Regions from separate parts of the Homo sapiens genome. Here region 1 is linked to region 2. The links are chromatin contacts, found by Hi-C or POLR2A ChIA-PET in ENCODE. All regions are on one chromosome and are shown on one strand. Each heading gives the region's core, a stretch centred on a gene start or an enhancer-like site at or near the end of the contact. The rest is flanking DNA. Distances are from core to core; before and after follow the strand shown.

What was found. Hi-C counts contacts between places; a loop is a spot of excess contacts on that map. ChIA-PET counts read pairs that join two places held with the same protein, here RNA polymerase II (POLR2A). Pooled maps may share reads with other maps.
Region 1: a loop to region 2 is called in a pooled map, with 4 times the contacts of the local background. The contact joins the enhancer-like site here to the promoter of PDE4C in region 2. A Hi-C loop is called at or near these places in 5 of 50 pooled maps. POLR2A ChIA-PET finds 5 or more read pairs at or near these places in 8 of 52 experiments (A549, Caco-2, H1 and 3 more).

Annotation. Positions count from the first base shown.
Region 1 is chr19:18,299,669-18,306,331 of GRCh38, reverse strand. LSM4 (LSM4 homolog, U6 small nuclear RNA and mRNA degradation associated) reads left to right here. Exons shown (of 5, transcript NM_012321.5): 5 at 1-96. Among named protein-coding and RNA genes, the nearest start is that of LSM4, 20 kb to the left of the region's middle. RefSeq lists enhancers at 858-1,363, 1,254-1,633 and a cis regulatory region at 4,863-5,282. Within about 2 kb of position 1,676, at least 37 of the 41 ENCODE cell types and tissues checked have a DNase peak (open chromatin) inside an H3K27ac peak, as active enhancers do; they include OCI-LY7, where a contact is called at or near this core.
Region 2 is chr19:18,221,262-18,227,750 of GRCh38, reverse strand. It overlaps PDE4C (phosphodiesterase 4C), which reads left to right and starts at 1,313. Exons shown (of 15, transcript NM_001098818.4): 1 at 1,313-1,481; 2 at 5,428-5,619; 3 at 6,454-6,489. The coding sequence starts at 1,336. RefSeq lists silencers at 1,370-1,429, 3,816-3,885 and an enhancer at 2,966-3,205.

The DNA.
Region 1 (6,663 bases), core at 427-2,926, 78 kb before region 2:
AGCGGCCCGTCCCCCTGCATAGCCTTCTCTTCAGGGTCCTCGTTCGGAGACCTATTTTGAGAGGTGATTGGAATAAAAGGTCCCGTCCGTGAGGAACTCTTTTTCTTGAGTCTTCAGAGTTACTTGCCATCGTATAGATTTTGCATTTACAATGTCCTCGCCTGGGATGTTCTCCTTGTGTGTGGGGTGGGGGACAGGGATGGATATCTGCAGTCGCCTGAATCCTCTCCGCCACAGCGGCACTTGATTGATGGTTAGAGATGGGGCATGTGGGGTCCAGGATGTGGCCTGCCCTGAACCTCACAAACCCGCCCCCTCAACACAGGCAGGGGCAGCAGTTGGGGGCCCGGGCCTGGAAGCCTTGGGATGCACCGGCCCACGGCACCCACCTGCCTGTTGGACAAGAGCATTTTTTTTTTTTTTTTGAGACGGAGTCTCGCTCTGTTGCCCAGGCTGGAGTGCAGTGGCACAATCTTGGCTCACTGCAACCTCTGCCTCGTGTGTTCAAGCGATTCTCTTGCCTTAGCCTCCTGAGTAGCTGGGATTACAGGTGTGCACCAACACAGACGGCTAATTTTTGTATTTTTAGTACAGACACAGTTCCACCATGTTGGCGAGGCTGGTCTTGAACTCCTGATCTCAAGTGATCCTCCCGCCTTGGCCTCCCAAAGTGCTGGGATTACAGGCATGAGCCACTGCGCCTGGTCGACAGGAGCATCTCTTGGCACACCCCATGCCCCTACAGTGTGGGCCGTGCAGGGGGCTGGGCTCACAGGGCGAGGTGGGTGGGGCAATGTTTAGAGGAGGAGGGAAGGAAGGGTGGGGAGCAGGGAGGCCCCATTTGCAGCTCCTGCCCCATGTCCTAGACTCACCGGCCCTTAGAGGCCTCTGGGGCTCTCCAAGGGGCCTGGGCTCCTTCCTCCCAGGGGTTGTGTGTGTCACGAGGCGTGGATCAAATCCAGGAGCTCTGGGGTCAGGCATCCTGGGAAGTTGGGATGGGAAAGCCCTCGAAGGCCCCTTCCCCTTCCTGATCTCCGTTTGGTTTTTTCTCCCTGACCAGGCTCTGAACTCAGAATGTGTTCCAACACCCCCTAGGTGCCTTCTCACCATTCAGGGTCCCAGGTGCTGGGGCTAATCCCCGGGCTCTTTTGCCTGCGTAATTGTGGCTTCTTGCCGGCGCAGCCAGACGCAGAGCCGGCTCTGACCTTTCCAGCCCGGCAGCTGCGGGCTCCTGGCCCGTGACTTGAGCCGCAGAGTCCCCTCGTCTGCCTCTGCCAACTTGGCCTTGTGGGCTAGAGTGGCCCCTGCTTAGGGGCAGCCAACTTCCAGAAGCTTCCGGCCCCCCTCCCTCGAGCTGGGTGTCGGACCAGCTCTGTGTTTCATTCTTCCTGGTTGGTTTCACAAAGCCTCATCCTCAGCCCCCTCAACAAGAAAAGAAACCAAAAGCACCAGTCTAGTTCCTAAATCCAAGGCTTCCAGGTCTTTCTGTCCCTCCGATGGTCTGTGCCCTCCTCACCCAACTGGGGCTGCCTTTATCGTAGATGGTCCCCACCCGCCCCCAGACCTTCTCGCCTGGAGTTTGCTTTCTGTTAGGGAGGCCCACGCCTGGCGCTGTGCTGTGACTCAGCCGGGGGCTGAGCTCTGCAGGGCCAGCCCACAGTCCCCCGCCAGAGTGCGACAGGCCCGGGTCGGCTGCTGACGCCACCTCATCCTGGAGCCAAACACCCGCTTCAGGGACAAAAGTGCAGAGGCTGGCCTTGGGCAGTGGCCCCCGAGAGGCAGCTGTGGGAAGCCATCCCTCTCTCCTCCTCCTCCTCCTCCTTCTCCTTCTCCTCCCCCATCCCCCTCCTCTCACTCCCCATCTTCCTCCCCATTCCCCTCCTCCTCCATCCTCCTCCACTCATCCCCCACTCCCATCCCCCATCCCCCTCCTCTCTCTCCTCCTCCTCTCCTCCTCTGGGCTTCACCTGCTGTTCCCAGCACTACTCTGACAGCCACCCCCAGATGGCCTGTGTCCCTGTCACCTCCCTCCCCACCTTCTTCTTTTGGAGCCCAGGGCCTGGCACGAGCCTGGCACTAGGGCCACTTGCCTTGTCCCAGGTGCTGGTGACACAGCCCCGGCAATCCTTCCCTTCCACAGGAGTGAGCCAGCCACAAGCATATGCATATCAAATGCATAAATGCTGTAAAAAGAAGAAACCAGGCCAGGCGCAGTGGCTCATGCCTGTAACCCCAGCACTTTGGGAGGCCGAAGTGGGCGGATCACCTGAGATAAGGAGTTCAAAACCTGGCCATCATGGTGAAACCCCATCTCTATTAAAAATACAAAAATTAGCCGGACGTGATGGCACAAACCTGTAATCCCAGCTACTCAGAAGGCTGAGGCAGGAGAATCGCTTGAACCTGGGAGGCGGAGGTTGCAGTGAGCTGAGATCGCGCCACTGCACTCCAGCCTGGGCGACAGATCGAGACTCTCAAAAAAAAGAAAAAGAAACCAGAAACAGGGCGGGCTCGTGAGGAGGTGAATGAAGAGGTGGTCAGGGAAGGTGAGAGAAGGACACTGAAGATTCAGGAAGGGCCTGAGAGACGAGGGAGCCAGCCACCTTGGGAAAGAACATTCTGGACCAGCAGGGGTCAGGAGGACAGTCCCGTGCAAAGGCCCTGTGCCCAGGGGACACAGGAGCAAACAGAAGGGCAGGAAATGGGGAGGATGTGGGCCCTGAGTGACATGAGAAGCAGCCACAGAGGGTTCTGGAACAGTCAGAAGCAGGGGTGGAAGCAGGAAGGGGGCAGTGCTGGGGCCTCAGGGCAGGGAGGAGGAGGCTGCCAGGGCCTAGGCTGACCAGCTGGCCTTGCCCAGGAAGTGCAGGACCCCGAGGTGGCACCTCCTTTCCACAGAGCAAGAGGAGGCCGGCTGGGTGCTGTGGCTCACAGCGGCAACTGTAATTCCAACACTTTGGGAGGTCGAGGCAGGCGGATCACCTGAGGCCAGGAGTTTGAGACCAGCCTGGCCAACGAGGTGAAACCTTATTTCTACTAAGAATACAAAAATTAGCCAGGTGTGGTGGCACGTGGTGCCTGTAATCCCAGCTACTCAGGAGGCTGAGGCAGGAGAATTGCTTAAACCCAGGAGGCAGAGGTTGCAGTGAGCCAAGATAGCGCCACTGCACTCCAGCCTGGGCGACAGAACGAGAGTCTGTCTCAAAAAAATGATACTACTAATAATAAATTAAAAATTTTTTAAAAATTTAAGAGGAGGTCCAGTCAAACCAAGTCTCGAGTGGACAAGAAGCTGCTGGCCACACAGAGAGAGCCGGAACAGGTGGAGGAACTGCAAGCACGGAGCCTCTGAACTTCTGTGGGGAAGGGGCAGAGGGGGTCAGGGCTCAGGCCAGAAGCCCCTACAGGGCCGGGCGCGGTGGCTCATGCCTGTAATCCCAGCACTTTGGGAAGGCAAGGCGGGTGGGCGCCTGTGGTCCCAGCTACTTGGGAGGCTGAGGCAGGAGAATGCCGCGAACCAGGGAGGCGGAGCTTGCAGTGATCGGAGATCACGCCACTGCACTCCAGCCTGGGCGACAGAGCAAGACTCCGTCTCAAAAGAAAAAATAAAATAAAATAAAATAAAAAAGAAGCCCCTACAGGAGCTGGGGTGGGCACTTGCAGGGATCTGTTCCTGACGCTTGGCATCAGCCACTTCTTTTTTTTTTTTTTTTTTTTGAGACAAAGTCTCACTCTGTCGCCCTGGCCGGAGGGCAGTGGCGCGATCTCCACTTACTGAAACCTCTGTCTCTCAGGTTCAAGCAATTCTCCTGCCTCAGCCTCCCGAATAGCTGGGATTACAGGCGTCCGCCACCACGCCCAGCTAATTTTTGCATTTTTTAGTAGAGACAGGATTTCGCCATGTTGGCTAGGCTGGTCTCGAACTCCTGACCTCGGGCAATCCGCCCGCCTCGGCCTCCCAAAGTGCTGGGATTACAGGCGTAAGCCATCTCGCCCGGCCAAGCATCAGCCTCTTCTCAAGGAGACTTCGAGTGAGGGCGAGGATTCCCCGAGCTCCCACTCAGCCTTGCCGCTCAGCCCCGTGGGTTTCCAAAGCCACTTCCAACCCAGCACCTCCGAGGGTCCTCACAGATGGAGAAATGAAGGCTCAGGACAGGCACACAATCCAAGCAACAGCCGATAATTGTTTTTTATTTTTTTTACAGATAGGGGTCTCACCATGTTGTCCAGGCTGGTCTCAAACTCCTAGGCTCAAACGATCCTCCCACCTTAGCCTCCCAAAGTGCTGGGATTACAGGCCTGAGCCAGTATGCTCAGCCAACCATTGTTTATCTATCATGAATGTGTGCCAGGCAGCTCCGGAACTCACCCATAGGGTGGCATCGTCATTCACTGCTCAGGCACAGAGAGGGTGAGGAACCTGCCCCAGGTCACACAGCAATGGTGACCTCCTCTTTCCACTGCCTCCTTAAACCTGAAGGATCCATTGACCTTCTCCCAGCTCAGGCACAGTCAGGACCCCAAAATTGGTTGGGAATAGGGTGTGGGGGGTAAGCAAGATCGGCTGCTGCTTTAAAACTCACTCCCCTGATTGTAACATCAGCTGAGGGACAGGATTTGAGGCACATAGTTAGGTGCCTGGAGGGCTTAACCCTACCGTGCCTCAGTTTCCTCCCTGGTCGGGGGGATAACAGCAGCTCTACCTCATGGGGGTTATTGGGCAGATTGCATGAAGGGAGGATGCCAGTAATCATTTTAGGACTGGCCTGGTATACAGCAAGTGCTCAATAAATGCTTGAAATAATCTAAGATGGCATCTCGCCTAGCACCTGTGGGGTGTCCAGAACCTCACGGGGGACCCTCCATCTTTACAACTATGGGGTTGGCGTGAGCAGCTCATTGTCCCAGGGCACCCAGGCAGTGGCCCCTCTGGATTGGCCAGTGCCATGGGGAATAGAAAGGCCGCTGTCCTCTGTGCCCTGGAGGCTGGCTTAGGAAGCCTGGCCCCAGGCCAGTGACCGTTCACCTTGCAGGCCTGCGATCCTGCCCTTCGAGCCGCCTCCCAGCCTGGGCCTGGCCTCTGCGGCCACTGGGCAGTGAGTGACTCACCCCTGCCCCGCCTCCACTGGAACCAGGCACCGAAATAGTCACCCAGCTCGCTCTCGGGAGTGGCCGTGGAAATATTTCAGGGCTGCATTCAGCACCTAAAAATACTCCTCACGTCCTCAAGTGTCTTCCCCACCCTCATCTCCCCTCCTCTGCACCACCAGGGCCAGACCCTCCTTGCCCCACCCCTCCAGCATCAAGTAACTCAGACATCCTGGCCCCAGAGCCTTCTCAAAGGTCAGCTTCTTCTGAAACCCCCTGAAATCTCAGACCAGGTTGGGGAGGCCGGGGCTCAGTGACATTGTCTGGGGAGACCTTCACTGCCCAGCAGTTTTCCTTAAACATTAAAAAAATGGCTGGGGGTGGTGGCTCACACCTGTAATCCCAGCACTTTGGGAGGCTGAGGCGGGCGGATCACGAGGTCAGGAGTTCAAGACCAGCCTGGCTAACACGGTGAAACCCAGTCTCTACTAAAAATACAGAAATTAGGCGGGCATGGTGGTGAGCGCCAGTAATCCCATCTACTCGGGAGGCTGAGGCAGGAGAATTGCTTTAACCTGGGAGGTGGGGGTTGCAGTGAGCCGAGATCATGCCACTGCACTCCAGCCTGGGTGACAGAGCAAGACTGTCTTGGGAAAAAAAATTAAAAATTAAAAAAATGGGCCAGGTGCAGTGGCTTATGCCTGTAATCCCAGCACTTTGGGAGGCTGAGGTGGGTGGACCACCTGAAGTCAGGAGTTTGACACCAGCCTGGGAAACATGGTGAAACCCCGTCTCTACTAAAAAATATAAAAATTGGCCGGGCGTGGTGGCTCACACCTGTAATCCCAGCACTTTGGGAGGCCGAGGCGGGCGGATCATGAAGTCAAGAGATGGAGACCATCCTGGCTAACATGGTGAAACCCCGTCTCTACTAAAAATACAAAAATTAGCCAGGCCTGGTGGCACACACCTGTAGTCCCAGCTACTCGGGAGGCTGAGGCAGAAGAATTGCTTGAACCCGGGAGGCAGAGGTTGCAATGAGCCGAGGTCACACCACTGCACTCCAGCCTGGCAACAGAGTGAGACTCTGTCTCAAAAAAACCAAAACAAACAAACAAAAAAATTAACCGGGTGTGGTGGCAGGCACCTGTAATCCCAGCTACTCAGGAGGCTGAGGCACGAGAATTGCTTTAACCCGGGAGGCAGAGGTTGCAGTGAGCTGAGATCTCGCCACTGCACTCCAGCCTGGGTAAGAAGAGCAAAACTTCATCTCAAAAAAAAAAAAATTAATTAGATTTAAAAATGGTTCTTGGCCGGGCACAGTAGCTCAAGCCTGTAATCCCAATACTTTGGGACGCCAAGGCGGGCGGATGGCTGGAGCCCAGGATCCCAGTCTGGGCAACATAGTGAGACCCTACCTCTACAAAACAAATGAAATTAGCCAAGCACGGCGGTACACACCTGTAGTCCCAGCTGCTGAGGAGGCTGAAGGGGGAGGATCACTTGAGTAGGGAGGTTGAGGCTACAGTGAGCCATGATTGCGCCACTGCACTCCAGCCTGGGTGACAAAGCAAG
Region 2 (6,489 bases), core at 64-2,563:
AGAGACAGAGGTCATTCCACAGCAAGGGGCACGGTCAGGCCTCAGTTGCTGGGAGGTCCCCTGGGCCTCTGCCTGTGACATGGCTGTTTCTAGGTCCCTCCTCCTTGTGTGACACATGCTAAGCCTTGGTTTCCTTTTCTGTAAAGTGGAACAAGGCCAGCCTGACTCCAGCATTCTGAGGGTAGAGCACCTGGTACAGACTCTGGGAATCCTCCCAGACACCAGAGGCCCCCCCCAGTCCTGGGACAGTGAGGTCCCTCTGATGGCAGGGGTGGGCGGCTGAGGTTTCGCAGGACAGAAGACTTGGCAGAGGTGATGTGCGGATGTTTGTCTAGGAGGAGACAGCAGGAGAGGTGAAGGCATCCAGAGACAGGGCCTGGGGAATGTCAGAGCAGGTGGGGGATCACGTGGGGAGTTGCGTGGAGGGGTGCTGGGAGAGGGGGCCCTGAGTTTGGGTCTCGCTTTCTGCAACAAAGACCCATGCCCGTGACCGCGTCCATGGAAGCCTCAGTTTCCCCACTTGGCAAAGGATTAAGGGTTTGTAGTTTCTGGTGCGCTGTTTGATGGCACTAGGCCTCAGTTTCTCCATCTGGAAAATGGGCAGAGGAGGATTAGAAACATTGCGTGGGATCGGACATTGGCAAACTCTATACCTCGGTGATGCCCTCAATAATGGAAGGCAAGACAGCTGTTTCTCTGGGCACCTTGCTTTCTGACTCCCTCATTCTACACTTTTTAGCAGTTATTGGCCCAGCAAGCTGCACTAACCAGGGACGTGCCGAGGAAGGCTGAGTAAGATCCAGGCTCTGAGATCTTAGGGGCAGCCCTCTAAAGAAGTACAGTTGGGCCTGGCGCAATGGCTCACACCTATAATCCCAGCACTTTGCGAGGCTGAGGCAGGAGGATCACTTGAGTCTGGGAGTTCGAGATCAGCCTGGGCAACATAAAGAGACACCCCCATCTCTCCAGAAAATACATTAGCCCGGGCGTGGTGGTGTGCATCTGTAGTCCCAGCTACTTGGGAGGCTGAGGTAGGAGGATCCCTTGAGCCCAGGAAGTTGAGGCTGCAATGAGCTAGGACTGTGCCACTGCACTCCAGCCTGGGCAACACAGCGAGATCGTCTCAAAAAAAAAAAAAAAAAAAAGGAGCAGAGAGTTGCGTCTGACTCTGTGCCTCAGTTTCCCCGTTTGTCCCGGGGGTCGTCAGGGAGCCGCCGGCCTCGAGGCGGGGCCGATGCGCCCTTTGCCCCCTCCCCGCTGGGCCCCGCCCCCGCAGCTGTCCAGAAAAGGTCCCGCGCAGCCGGCGCTCGGTCCAGCCTCCACGCAGTCCTGGCGATGCAGGGCCCCCCCGCGCCCGCCCCGGTCCCCGGGCCCGGCTCCCCTCGGGGATCCCCGCGCGGCTCCCCCGGGCTCTTCAGGAAGCTTTTGGTGAATCAGAGCATCCGCCTGCAGCGGCGCTTCACGGTGGCCCATCCGCTGTGGTGAGGCTGGACAGAGGGCCTGGCGGGGTCACCGGGACGCCCGGTGTGGAGGTGGGAAGGGCAGGGACAGGGACAAGGCCAGGGACAGCTGGGGCCGGGGCCGGAGTCCGGGCTTGGACGCTCTGCCTCTCCCTCGCTTTCTCTGTATCTCTCTCCCTCTACCCTACCTTACCCTACTTTTGTCTCGCAGTTGGTGACTCTGTCTCTCTCTGTCTCCGTCTGTCTCCACCCGCCGCCTGGATATAGGCCCAGGGGACCAGCCGTCTGTCTCCTTCCAGCTGTGAGGCCCAGAGTGGGACGGGCTGAGGCTCACGTCTCCTCCTGACCCTCGCCGGCCTGGGGCAGGCAGGCTGTGCGTCCTGGCAGTGGGAGGAGGGGGAAGGGGCACTCCTTCCCTTGGTGCCCCCTCCCACCAGCATCCTGTCCCAGTGCCAGCAAAGAGATGCCCTGGGGGCCTCACAATGAACTCTGGGTGTCCACGGAGGAAGACCTGAATTGAGGGGGTTTTCGAGGCAGGGCGTTCGGGAGTCCCAGGCTGAGCGCGCGCCTGCGCCCGGCAGCTGCTTGCGCTGCATCCTCTAAGCACTCGGTCCACCCCTCTGGGTTCGAATCCCTGCCTTTCCAGAAACGACTGTGACCTCGTGGGGAGGGATGGGGGCAAGGCTGGGGTTCGGAGTGGGGCTTGTGGGCGCCGACTGTGGCTGGCATCCTGCGCTTGGTCCGCGCCGAATTGGCACCCACTTGGTAAGTCTGGCACCCAAAGGCTGAGAGGGGAGGTCCCTCTCCAAGGTCATAGCTGGGGTTGGAGGGAGAAGGTATGACCGTGGTTCCTGGTGGTTCCATTTCAACCAGGGAGTGGGAGAGTGGGGGTTCCGTGTCCTGGAGAGCGACCTCGGGGCACCAAACACTAGCGAAGCACATTCCCTTTTGAAGGCGCTAGAGACAGCGCAGGGACGTCGAGGGCGCGTCGCGGGTACTCAGAAGTGAGGATGAACGAGGGCCGGCCCCGCGCAGGCCAGACCCGAACCCAAGTCCGAGCCTCCCTGGCTCAGTTTACCCCCCTGGCCAATGGGCAGCCGCGCCGTTCCCACAGCCGGGGGGCTCTACCCCCGCACCGCCCGCGTCATGGAACCACAGCCTGACCCCGCCGCTCCCGGCTAAGTTTAGAGCAGAAAGAAAAACAGCCTCCCCCGCCCCAAGAAAACCCGGGCCCAGTCCTTAACCCTCCGCGCCCGGGATCCGGATTTGCACGCCCTGTGGCCGCTCCTGGCCTCAGTTTCCCTATTTGTCCACAGACGCGCTTTTCTGGAACCCTTGGGGAGAGCCGAGAGAGGGGTAGGGGGTCGCGATCCGCATGCCTCCCCCTCGAGGGGCAGATCTGGGTTATCCGCCGCCTCCAGTCCGCCCCTAAGAGCGTCTCCCATTGCACCACAGCGCCCACGGCGCACCCCAGACGGGCCAGGGAAGGGTTAAGAAGCCCCGCCCCTTCGGCTGGCCGTGGGGTTCATCCCGGTGCTGCTAAACCCGCTGGAGTCGGACGGAACAGGCCGAGCGCGGCCGGTCTTAGTCGGAGATGCCCGAACTAGCCCTCATGTAGCCGGACGTGACCGAACATGCCCGACCCGGCCCGAGCGTCACCCGGACTTGTTCGAAGCAGACCGAGCGTAACCGGACTTAGGCGAACAAGCTCGAACTTATCCGAAGTCTCCCGAGCTCAATCGGACGTAGCCGAATTCTCCCGAACTCATCGAACAAACTCTTCGTGACCAAGTCCAATTCGACGTGATCAGACCCAACTCAGACCCGGTCATACTTGGACCGAATGCTGCCAAATCCCCCACCTCTACCCAGATCTGAGCCTACGCGGGGTGCCGACCCAGCTCGTGGACGGGGATACGGTGACCTTTGACCCAAAAGTCTTGGCCGGGACCAGCCGGACACTGGCCCTCGGCCGGGAGCTCCGAGTCTCAGGCGGTCCCGGTTGTCTTCCTGTCGGTGCCGCTTCCGCCTGCCCTTCTTGAAAACCCACCCCCAGGTCACCGCCTTCTCTAGCGCCCCAGTTCTTGCCCTACGCCCTTTCTCTGACCTCTGACCCCAAAGAGGAGGAGCCAGAGGGAAAGACAGGGTTTGAGGGTAGAACGGGACAGGTAGTGTGGAGAGGGAGGAGGGTGGGCCGGGCAGAAAGCACGGCCTGTGCAAAGACCCGGAGGTGGAAGATAACAGGCGGAACGTTCAGGCTGAAGATGAAGTGGAGGAGTGGGGGAGCCTAGGGCAGGACCCGGCTAGCTGGGGGCGTGGTCGGCGGCCGTGGGGCGGAGCCTTATGGGCTGAGGGTGGAGCCTGGAACGCTGGGGGCGTGGCAGGTAGCCAAGGGTGTGAGCAAGTTGGCTAGGAGTGGGGTCTCTCTAGACTAAGGCGCACGCAGGAGCTAGGCAGAACCCCGGCCTCCTCCAGGTAGAAGAGCCCAAGAAGCTGTTTCCAGTCCACGTGTCCACCATGTGAGCTAGATCTCAGTTTGTCCCTTTGCAATATGGTCATCCAGTCGCAGTCTTTGGATGTTCGGTTGTAACCCCCTCAAAGAGCTCTCGGGGATGGGCTACATCACGCACATGTTAGAAACAGGAGAGGCCGGGTGCGGTGGCTCATGCCTGTAATCCCAGTACTTTGGTAGGCCGAGGCGGGCAGATCACGAGGTCAGGAGTTCAAGAGCAGCCTGGCCAACACGGTGAAACCCTGTCTCTAGTAAAAATACAAAACTTTGGCCGGGCACGGTGGCTCACGCCTGTAATCCCAGCACTTTGGGAGGCCAAGGCGGGCGGATCACCTGAGGTCGGGAGTTCAAGACCAGCCTGACCAACATGGAGAAACCCCGTCTCTACTAAAAATACAAAATTAGCTGGGCGTGGTGGCACACGCCTGTAATCCCAGCTCCTTGGGAGGCTGAGGCAGGAGAATTGCTTGAACCTGGGAGGCGGAGGTTGCGGTGAGCTGAGATTGTGCCATTGCACTCCAGCTTGGGCAACAAGAGTGAAACTCTGTCTCAAAAAAAAAAAAAAAAAATTAGCCGGGCGTGGTGGTGCGCACCTGTAATCCCAGCTACTTGGGAGGCTGAGGCGAGAAAATTGCTTGAACCCGGGAGGTGGAGGTTGCAGTGAGCCGAGATCGTTCCCCCACTGCACTCCAGCATGGATAACTGCACTCCAGTGCAGGCAACAGAGCAATATTTCGTCTCAAAAAAACCCCAAAAAACAGAAAAAAAAGAAATGGGGAGGCCGGGTGCGGTGGCTCACTCCTGTAATCCCAGCACTTTGGGAGGCGGAGCTGGGAGGATTGTTTGAGGCCAGGAGTTCAAGACCAGCCTGGGCAAAATAGTGAGACCTGGTCTCTACAAAAAATTTTAAAATTAGCCGAGTGTTGGGGCATGCTCCTGTAGTCTCAGCTACTCAGGAGGCTGAGGCTGGAGGATGGCTTGAGCTTAGGAGATTGAGGCTGCAGTGAGGTAGGATCACACCACTGCACTGCAGCCTGGGTGACAAAGTGGGGCCCTGTCAAAAAAAAAAAAAAAAAAAGAAAAGAAAGGGCGAGAGAGAGAGAGAGAGAGAGAGAGAGAGAAAGAACGAGAAAGAAAAAAAAAAAAGAAAGAGAGAAAAAAAATAAAAGAAATAGGGTGATTGAGGTCCAGAGAAAGTCAGTACCTGTCCATGGCCACATAGCCACTTTGAGGAAGATCTGGAACTGAGGTCCTGGAGTCCAGTGTAGACTCAAAGACCAAAGTGTGAGGGGTGCAGGGTTCCTGAGGGTGTAGCTGGGGGCAGGTGAACAAGCTGGAAACCACACTTGCCTGACTGCCAAGCAGCCCCAGGGAGGACGCACCAGACAAGGTGGCCACGACCCGGCACCCAGTTGTCATGACCCTCGTCTCTGACCATGCCGTCTCTCCTTTCAGCTTTGACCTGGAAAATGGGCTCTCGTGTGGGAGGAGGGCCCTGGACCCTCAGTCCAGCCCTGGCCTGGGCCGGATTATGCAGGCTCCAGTCCCGCACAGCCAGCGGCGCGAGTCCTTCCTGTACCGCTCAGATAGCGACTATGAACTCTCGCCCAAGGCCATGTCTCGGAACTCCTCTGTGGCCAGCGACCTGTGAGTCTGGGGCTGGTGGGATGACACCGCCTCTACCCTCCCTCCTTCCTTTGTTCCTCTATTCAGCAAGCTCCTTCAAATAGCCATTTAAGGAAGGTTTTGAAGTTTAAGTAGGAGTTTGCCAGACAGCTCATATATTCAATCAAGTGTGTAGAGAACTTGGCCTTTTGCTGGAGTAGGGGTGGTAATCCAAAAACATTAAGGTCGGCCGGGCACGGTGGCTCACGCCTGTAATCTCAACACTTTGGGAGGCCGAGGTGGGCGGATCACCTGAGGTCAGGTGTTCAGGACCAGCCTGGCCAACATGGTGAAACCCTGTCACTACTAAAAAATACAAAAATTAGCCAGGTGTGGTGGCGCGCGCCTGTAGTCCCAGCTACTCAGGAGGCTGAGGCACGAGAATCGCTTGAACCCAGGAGGCGGAGGTTGTAGTGAGCCGAGATGGCACCACTGCACTCCAGCCTGGGCGAAAGAGCAAGAGTCTGCCTCAGAAAACAAACAAACAAACAAACAAACAAACAAACCATTAAGGCCAATTAGCAGCAAATGAAGAAATACTTTGATTTGAGCTTCCTAGTAGGCATAATGAAAAGGGAAATATCTACGTACCCCTAGGACTCAGTTTCCCCATTTATGAGATGCCGATAAAGTGAGTGAATGGTTGGAGGGGCTGTGCTGGGTCTCAGGGAGAGTCGCATGAGGGGACCCCAGGGACTAAGAAGGAGCCTGGAGGAGAAGTCCTGAGAGCAGGACCCCCTCAGTTGAGGGCATATGGTGTGGGTAAAAAGCTGGAAGATGGGAGAGAGCTCTCCCTGATGGCCCGTCTCCTCGCAGACATGGAGAGGACATGATTGTGACGCCCTTTGCCCA